Linked DNA regions of Homo sapiens: region 1 is linked to region 2. A link is an interaction called in ENCODE POLR2A ChIA-PET data of the cell type or tissue named here. Cell type or tissue: GM12878. All regions are shown on one strand.

The links. Peaks named below come from ENCODE experiments on the same cell type or tissue, not always from the same donor. Only the 100,000 strongest peaks of a DNase experiment are listed, where the experiment ranks them.
Region 1: POLR2A ChIA-PET joins it to region 2 with 6 read pairs; 4 of 35 experiments call an interaction of 5 or more read pairs at or near these places.

What each region holds. Positions count from the first base shown.
Region 1 is chr5:154,255,412-154,259,411 of GRCh38, reverse strand. The region is part of intron 1 of GALNT10 (polypeptide N-acetylgalactosaminyltransferase 10); the gene reads right to left. Among named protein-coding and RNA genes, the nearest start is that of GALNT10, 67 kb to the right of the region's middle. In GM12878, no CTCF peak of the experiment used is centred here; no DNase peak of the experiment used is centred here.
Region 2 is chr5:154,383,734-154,387,733 of GRCh38, reverse strand. It overlaps GALNT10 (polypeptide N-acetylgalactosaminyltransferase 10), which reads right to left. Exons shown (of 12, transcript NM_198321.4): 7 at 1,304-1,421. Among named protein-coding and RNA genes, the nearest start is that of MIR1294, 39 kb to the right of the region's middle. RefSeq lists an enhancer at 2,730-2,879. In GM12878, no CTCF peak of the experiment used is centred here; DNase peaks (open chromatin) are centred at 2,408 and 3,063; H3K27ac peaks cover 2,241 bases.

The sequences.
Region 1 (4,000 bases), 130 kb after region 2:
ATCAAAGTTATATCACCCATAATAAGATGTCAGGACTATGCCCTGATATGATGCAAGGAGAAGGTAAACATCTCACTTCTGTGTTATTCTTGCCTAAATGTGTCAAATTAATCATGAGAGAACATCAGACAAAGCCAAACTGGGGGATATTCTGCAAAATAATTGGCTACTGTTTTCCAAAGTGCCAACGTCATGAAAAACAAAAGACTGAGGAGATGTCACAGGTTGAAGGAAACTAAAGAGATCCCAGAACTAAATGTAATGGGTTGAATGTGTTTTAAGAAAAAGAAATAAAAAAGGCATCAATGGGAAAAACTGCTGATATTCAAATAAAATCGGTATATAAGTTAATAATATTGTTTCAATAATTTCATAGTCTAGATAATTAAACTATGCTTATGTAGGATGTTAACATTAGGGGAAGCTGGGTAAAGGGTACAAAGAATTATTTTTGCAACTTTTTTTGTAAATCTAAAATTATTTCAAATTAAGAGTTTTTTTTTAAAAAAGTTTCTGTAACTAAAAACACTTTAATCACCATTCATGAGAAACACAATTGGACTTTTGTTTGGATTGGCCTTTAAATATGGCAAAGGCAGGCCTCAGTGGGGACCAAAAGCAATTCAACCTCATGATCAAAGCCATGAGTTTCAAATAGTCATGAATAGCCAGGCCATAATACCCTGCACCTGCCTGGAGGAAAAGTCCAAAGAGCAGGAAATAAGAATCATTTACAGTGATGAACAGGCTGATCATTCTGCACTAGTGTCAAGAAGCATAGAAAGCCCACATCCGTGTAAGTGACAAGGGTCACAGGCTAGAATCAGTGACCAGGCCAGTGGATACTCCATTTATCTGTGATCAGAATCCCAAAGACTTCACCAATCTCTTCCCAGTGTGAGTCCTCACTAGACAAGTCACACAGCCTTGAACTTATTTTATAGAAAAAGGACAGAACTCTTGTCTTGCCAAGTCTACTGATTTAGGTATATGTGTGTGGATTTTAATGTTATTCATTTAAAAAAGTTTGACTATCTGGTTTCCCCGGCAATGCCCAATTATTCCCTAGCATAATGTAAGGAATAAGCAGTGATGGAGAACTGCTCAAGACAATAGACACTGAATAAGAAAAAAAGCACTGTAGTTTGGAGACACAGGCTCTCAGTACATTCTGGGTCTACTTTTCTCTAAAGGCTCATGGACATAGAGAAAGGTATGGGAGAGGAGGGAAAGGTGGCATATTGATAGTAGCCTGAATCAATTCAGGCTTCATCTCAAAAATCCCTAAGAATTTTGCACTCTATTTCATAACATACTCATGTTTATTTTTATATAAAAATTACAGTCCTTCCTAACTCCTTTCTTCCTTCTTCTCCTGAAAAGAAATGCCGTATTTATTCTGTAGATTTTTGTACCTGCTGACATATACCTTAACTTCTAGAAGCATGATGCAAAAAGGCTCAGAAAATGTTAATTTATGTATTGTAACAGCGTATTCTGGTAGTGCAAAGAAGTGTTTCAAGAAAGATTTTTAAAAACAGATTTAAATCTTAATAGCACAAACATATCTGCAAAATCTACTCATCAAGAAAAACCTCACTCCCTAATGATGTCAGATAAATGTAACATTGCTTTACCAGGAAGCTATGTTAAGACCCTAGGAAATCTATATTGTACATATATTAGTCATGCATGGGAAAATAAAGCTTGCCCTTTCCTTTTCTCTTTTTTTTTTTTTTTAAAACGGAGTCTCACTCTGTTGCCAAGCTGGAGTGCAGTGGTGCGATCTCGGCTCACTGCAACCTCTGACTCCCTGGTTCAAGCGATTGATTCTCCTGCCTCAGCCTCCCCAGTAGCTGGGATTATAGGCACGTGCCATCTTTTCAGTTACAGAAGCCAATAAATTCCCTTTTCCACTTAGGCCACTTTGAGACAAGTTTCTGTCACTTGCAATTGAAAGAGTCCTAAGACAAATGTCGTTTAAAAATGGAAAACACAGGAAGGCAGAGATGAAGTGGGTTTTTCTAATCTCTAAAACTCAACTTTAAGATCCAGGGTGAGGCAGCTTTGGTCAGGTGAAAGTATAGTCACAAAGACATGAAGGTATAAAGGAGTAAAAGGCACACTGGTTTCAATGTCAGCAAGCCAATTTCAAAATGGACTCTGCAACTGGCTAGATAAGTAGCTTTGGGGAACTGCTAAACCTGAGTCTCAGTTGGACTTTGCAACTGGCTAGATAAGTAGCTTTGGGCAATTGCTTAACCTGAGTCTCAGTTTATTTTCATTTATTTTTTATTTTTTTGGAGACGGGGTCTTGCTATGGTGCCCCAACTGGTCTCAAACTCCTGGCTTCAAGCAATCCTCCCACCTTGGCCTCCTAAAGTCCTGGGATTACAGGAATGAGCCACCTGTAATGCCTGGCCGAGCCTGTTTCTACACCTTGAAAATAAAGGTGACAACTTCACAGGTTTGGTATGAAAACCAAAGAGTTAATGGATGAAACAGCTCAGCACTGCCCAATCAAAAGAATCCTTTCTTTTCTTTGCTGGGGTACATGATAAGATGGGAGGAGATGGGGTGTGCATGCACTGTTGGGAGAGCATCTGAATTTGGGGAGACATCTGTTGAAGCCTGTATAGAAGGACTAACATCAAAAACATCAGCCATTGACTCTGGAACAAGGGGGAAAATCAAACCATCTCACCCAAACACTGTGACAGTGTTTGAAGAATATGTGAACCAAACATTTGACTATATCTTCATCACAAGCCCTCTCTCTTTTACAGAATTGCCTACTCCTAATATTGAAGAACACAATTGTATTCATCTTATGGATCTTCAGGGGAATTATCCAGTATTAGGTTTTTAAAAGCTGGCTCCTGTGACACACCTAAAAAATTCCACTCCCTAGTGATATGAAATAATAAATGAATGAGTGAAATGAATGAAAACAGATGAAACTGAATGAGAGAAATCAAATAATGAAAAAAAGTCTCAAACTGCAGGTCTAAGGTCATCCATCTATAAGGGACCACACACAATATTAAAAAAAAAAAAACAAAAACAACAGCCTCTGTTTAAAAATCCAGAAAGTTCTCTTAAAAAATCCAAATGTCCAGTTTCTGTCAAAAAACCAGAAGCCCTGGCAAGCCAAGCCCTGTATTCCTGCATGACAGCAGTTGGCAGGAGCTAAGTTGGCAGAGATGACCCCGGGGATGGTGGGCATGTTCTCCAACTCATCCACCTTCCAGTCTCTTAAATAGGCAGTGTCACTCATTCAAGTGGCATACCCAAAGCCCTGTAAGGATCTGTTTTTGTCTACCTTGAGAAGGAAGATCTGGGAGCTCAGGGAGCCATAACCAGGCTTCTCCTCTGTCAACCTCCCCACTCTAGAGGCAGTTATATGGTTACTTAAGAGAGTTATACTTCACTGGTAATGGATGCACAAGTCTATGATAAACTAAAAAACACTGAAATGTGAATCATATCTCAATAAGACTGTTATTTAGAAGAAGAGAGAGAGGAAGAAGGGAAGGCAGGGGAGAGGAGGAGAGGGGAGGGGAGGGGAGGGGAGGGAAGGGAGGCTTCCTGCAGGGTAAGGTTAGGTTTTGTGATACTGACAAGGCCTACCCCTTAGTAACCTCCCAGCTCTCATTTTAATGCCCTTTGCCTACTCCTTGAGAGAAAAACTTGGTTTCCAGCCAGCCACCAGCGTGGGAAAGTGTGGGAAAGTGGAAGACATACTAGACCTGGAGGGAGGAAACCCTGCTTTATCATTTTCTTGCTCTGTGACCTTGTACAAATCAATATGCCCCTCTGGGTCTCAGTGACCCTACTATAAAATAAGGAGTATAACCATTGAGCTGCTTAGGTCAAGGAGTGTTGACCAACAGTAGAGATAATGTCTGTGAAAACATTTTTTTAACCTATAAAAAGTTCTATCAGGTGCAACCAATACATGACCTCATGATATCACATCTCTGTCCTATGCTTGTGGCAG
Region 2 (4,000 bases):
GATAATTTATTAAGAAGCACCTAATAAGCATGGTCTCACTTAATCCTCTCAACAACTCTGTGAGGATTAACGTTTCATTAAACCCACTTTATGGAAGTAGAAACCAAGGCTCAGTGAGGTGAGGATTCCTTGCCCAAGATCACACAGCTGGCAGGACACGGCAGAGCTAGGATCTGATCGTGGCACTCTGGCACCAATACCAAAGCCTTAATTCACTGTGCCTGACAATGGTCCTTTGCACTGAAAGTTGAGGCCCGATGAGGGGGCATCAGAGTTGTGTGTTCACAGGGGTCAGATCAGTAATGGTGCTATCTGTCCCTTGTGGGCTGGGGATATGCCTTAGCCAGGGGTCTAAGCTGTTAGAAGCTGACTCTGACAGGCCACAAGGGCATGGGACAAGCTAACCCTCCCCTCAGAAGGTCCAAGCTTTCACTTGAGAACAAGACAGACTCCCACAAATAAAGTGGAGAATGTAGCCTTGGAAGTTTGGGTGCTTAATTAGTTATTAGTTAACTAGTAACTCCTTTACCACTACTGTCAGAAAGCTTCCAGAGTCCATAGGCTGGTCAAGTAGGTTACAGTAAATATTTACTCACCGAAACTTTAACAATTTCTACCAATTATTAATTGCTGGTCATGTTCCCAGGTTGTATGCTAAGCACTTTCTAGACATGATCTCATTTAATCTTCACGATAGCTCTGTAAGCTAGGTAGTATTATTATTCCCTTATTTCAGATGAGGAAAGAAAGCTCGGGGGGGTGATCTAACTTGCCCAAAGTCAGATAGCTCCTGATGATGGAGCTGGGATCTGAATCCAGGCCTTTGTAACTTTACAACTGGAGCTTATGCTCACTGGTCTTTGTCAAACTCCTAGAGCAACAGGTACAAAGGGAAAACTTGGGGTGACTGAGAGGACTCCTCTAGGCCTACGTATCCTGTTTGGCCTTCCTAGCTTCTCTGGCCCACTGCTTATTTGCTGGACATCTCAATCTCAGACCTGCCATCTGAGTAGAAGCAAGACCTTATTCCAACATCTTAAGAAGACACAAGGCAAATGCCAGTCAGAGCTGTGGTGAGGACCAGCCTTTGGCAGCTGGAGAGTACTCCCCTTCCCTCCCACACCCCCCCACCCCACAACAAAGAGTGGCCCATGAGCCCCTGTCTTCTTCACCTGATGGGCAGAAGGGCTACAGAACCCTGAGGCCTCCAGTCTTTCCAAGCTCAGGCAGAAGCTGAGACACCTACTGGGACAGGCACTCAGGAGGCTGTGCCAAGAACGGGGCGTCTGGAGAGCTGGCTCACCTTGAAGGAGATTTCATACTGCTCCCCTCCCCAGATCTCCAAGCCTGGGTCATACCCGCCGAGTTCCCAGAACCACTTCCGATCCACGGCGAACAGTCCACCGGCCATCACGGGAGACCTGTCAGAGAAGAAGAACATGGTGTGAAGGTGCAGATGTCCTGGCCACATGCTCTCATGTGGCCCGATAATGCCATTCCCCCAGCGGCGGTGTTCCATGCTGCTCCCTGAACACAGTCCAAGTGTCTTCCAGGGAATCCAAGGCCCTTCCAGGCATCCCCCTTTCTTTCCTACAACTTCCTTTCATAAGAGCTACATTTTAACCAAATGGGACCCGAAGTTCCTTTACACAATTAACACCTAAGAGTACTTGTGAAATGAAATCACAGTACTTTGTCCACATGGGCCCTGTAGCTGCATCATAAATATGTACATGTTAGTCCTCTCACTAGTTAAATGGTCCAAGTTGGGGGTCTCTCCAAGCCTGTCTGTGTTGTAGAATCTCTTAGAGAGATGAAAAAATATACAGCTCGCTGGGCCCCACCTCAGACCTGCTGAAACAATCCTTGCGGGAGGCAGCCTAGGGCTCTGTGTTTTTGAACATGCTCCTTTGACAACTATTACTCAGTAGGCCAGCATGGACGTTTGTTCTGCTGTGGTGTTTACAGAAGAAGCCACTGTCTCTGTCTTTTCAGTTAAACTGGGAGATAAGATTAACTCCATTCATTCATTCTCTAATGAGTTTGTTCATCCCATGCCAGTTGTGAGGGAGGTGCTGGAAGAATCTCGAGGTCAATGAGAGTCCTTCAGGAGATGTTGGTGTAGTGGGGCAGCCCCCTCAAGACAGAGGGTGCATAAGGGACTCCGGGAGGTAGAGACAGCATTACAGGAATCTGAAAGGAGTGTGTCTGTTTCCAGCTTTTGGGGTAAGGAGGATGGCTGGGGCAAGGGTCAAGGAATGAGGCTCAGGGGAGGTGGCATTTAAGTGGGTTTGGACAAGAGGAAATTTGGGAGAGGGAAAGGCACTGAGGGGAGGATAAAACGTCAGCAAGGACACAGAGACGACAAATCATGCAGTACCCACGGGAACAGGAAGTCCGCCTGGCACCGTGCTAAGTGAGGAAACGTCATGCTGCTGACTGTCAGCGTCCCCCAGGGTATCTCGCACAAGACTGGCACCTGGTAGGGGCCAACCAGCGTTTGCTGTGTGAAAAGCTATCAGAGTGGCTGCATCCTTGTCTGGATGCACTGGAAAACTCCAAACCCTCAAATCCAAACATTCCAGCAGCAACCTCCATTCCCCCTCCTGGTCCCTGGAAGTGCAAGCTCATGGGAAGTAGGCTGATCGAATAAGCTCTTAGTCAACCCAAAAGCTGCCCAAGCAGCTCCTCCTTCCAGTAGCAGATGAGCCTTTACAGCACAGGCAGGACTCCTTTAAAAGGGGAGCCCCTGAATATTTACTGAGGGCTTGAATATGCCGGGTGCTGTACGGAGCTAATTTATTAATAAAATGAATTTACTCTTCACCTCGACCTCATGTGGCAGGCCTCATTATCATCACCATTTTACACATGTAAAACTGGAGTGCAGACAGGGAACTTGCTCAAGGCCCCATGGCTAAAAAGCAGCACTGCTGGGATGTGAATCTCTAATCTAAGCCACAGTTCACACCCCTCGCCACCACAATATACTGCCTCCAGGCAGGCAGGAACACTCGAGAAGCAGGTGATGCATGCAAAGAACAGGGCGTGAGAAATTCGGAACCCTCACTCTCATTTCTGCTTTCCTTAACCTGCTGTGTGACCTGAGATGCAGCGTTTAACCATTAACCCTGTGCTACCCAGGAAGGAAGCCACTGGCCACAGGTGATGACTCTGCACTTAAAATGTGACTGGTATGAACTGACATGTGCTGTGAGTGTGAGATACACACCAGATTTCCAAGACTTAGGATGAAAAGAGTATGAAAGAACTCATTAATAATTTTAAAGTGTTGGTTACATGTTAAAACGATAATATTTGAGGTATACTGGTTTAAATAAGATACATTATTAAGATGAATTTTACCTGTTTCTCTTTACCTTAGAAAATAATATCACATATGCAGCTTGTATTATATTGGACAGTGCTGATTTAACCTCTTTGAGCCCTATTCCCCATCTAAACAATGGAGTGATAGCTATACTTCCTATCCCACGTTGCTAGTGATACGGTTGGCTACGTCCCCACCCAAATCTTATCTTGAACTGTAGTTACCGTAATCCCCAGGTGTCATAGGAGAGACCTGGTGGGAGGTAATGGAATCATGGGGGCAGTTACCCCCATGCTGCTGTTCTCATGATAGTGAGTGAGTTCTCATGAGATCTGATGGTTTTATAAGGGGCTTTTTCCTCTTTGCTCAGCACTTCTCTCTCCTGCCGCCTTGTGAAGAAGGATGTGTTTGCTTCCCCCTCTGCCATGACTGTAAGTTTCTTGAGGCCTCCCCAGCCATGTGGAACTGTGAGTCAGTTGAACTTCTTTTCTTTATAAATTACCCAGTCTCAGGCAGTTCTTTATAGCAGTGTGAGAATGGATTAATACAGCTAGAATATTTCTAAAAGTACCCAGTACTATAAGAAAATAAGGTGTTATTAGTATTGGCTCCCCTTTGTCTTCTGGAGATTGAGGGGGTCCTGGTTTTTTTTGGCTGGAGCCACAAATC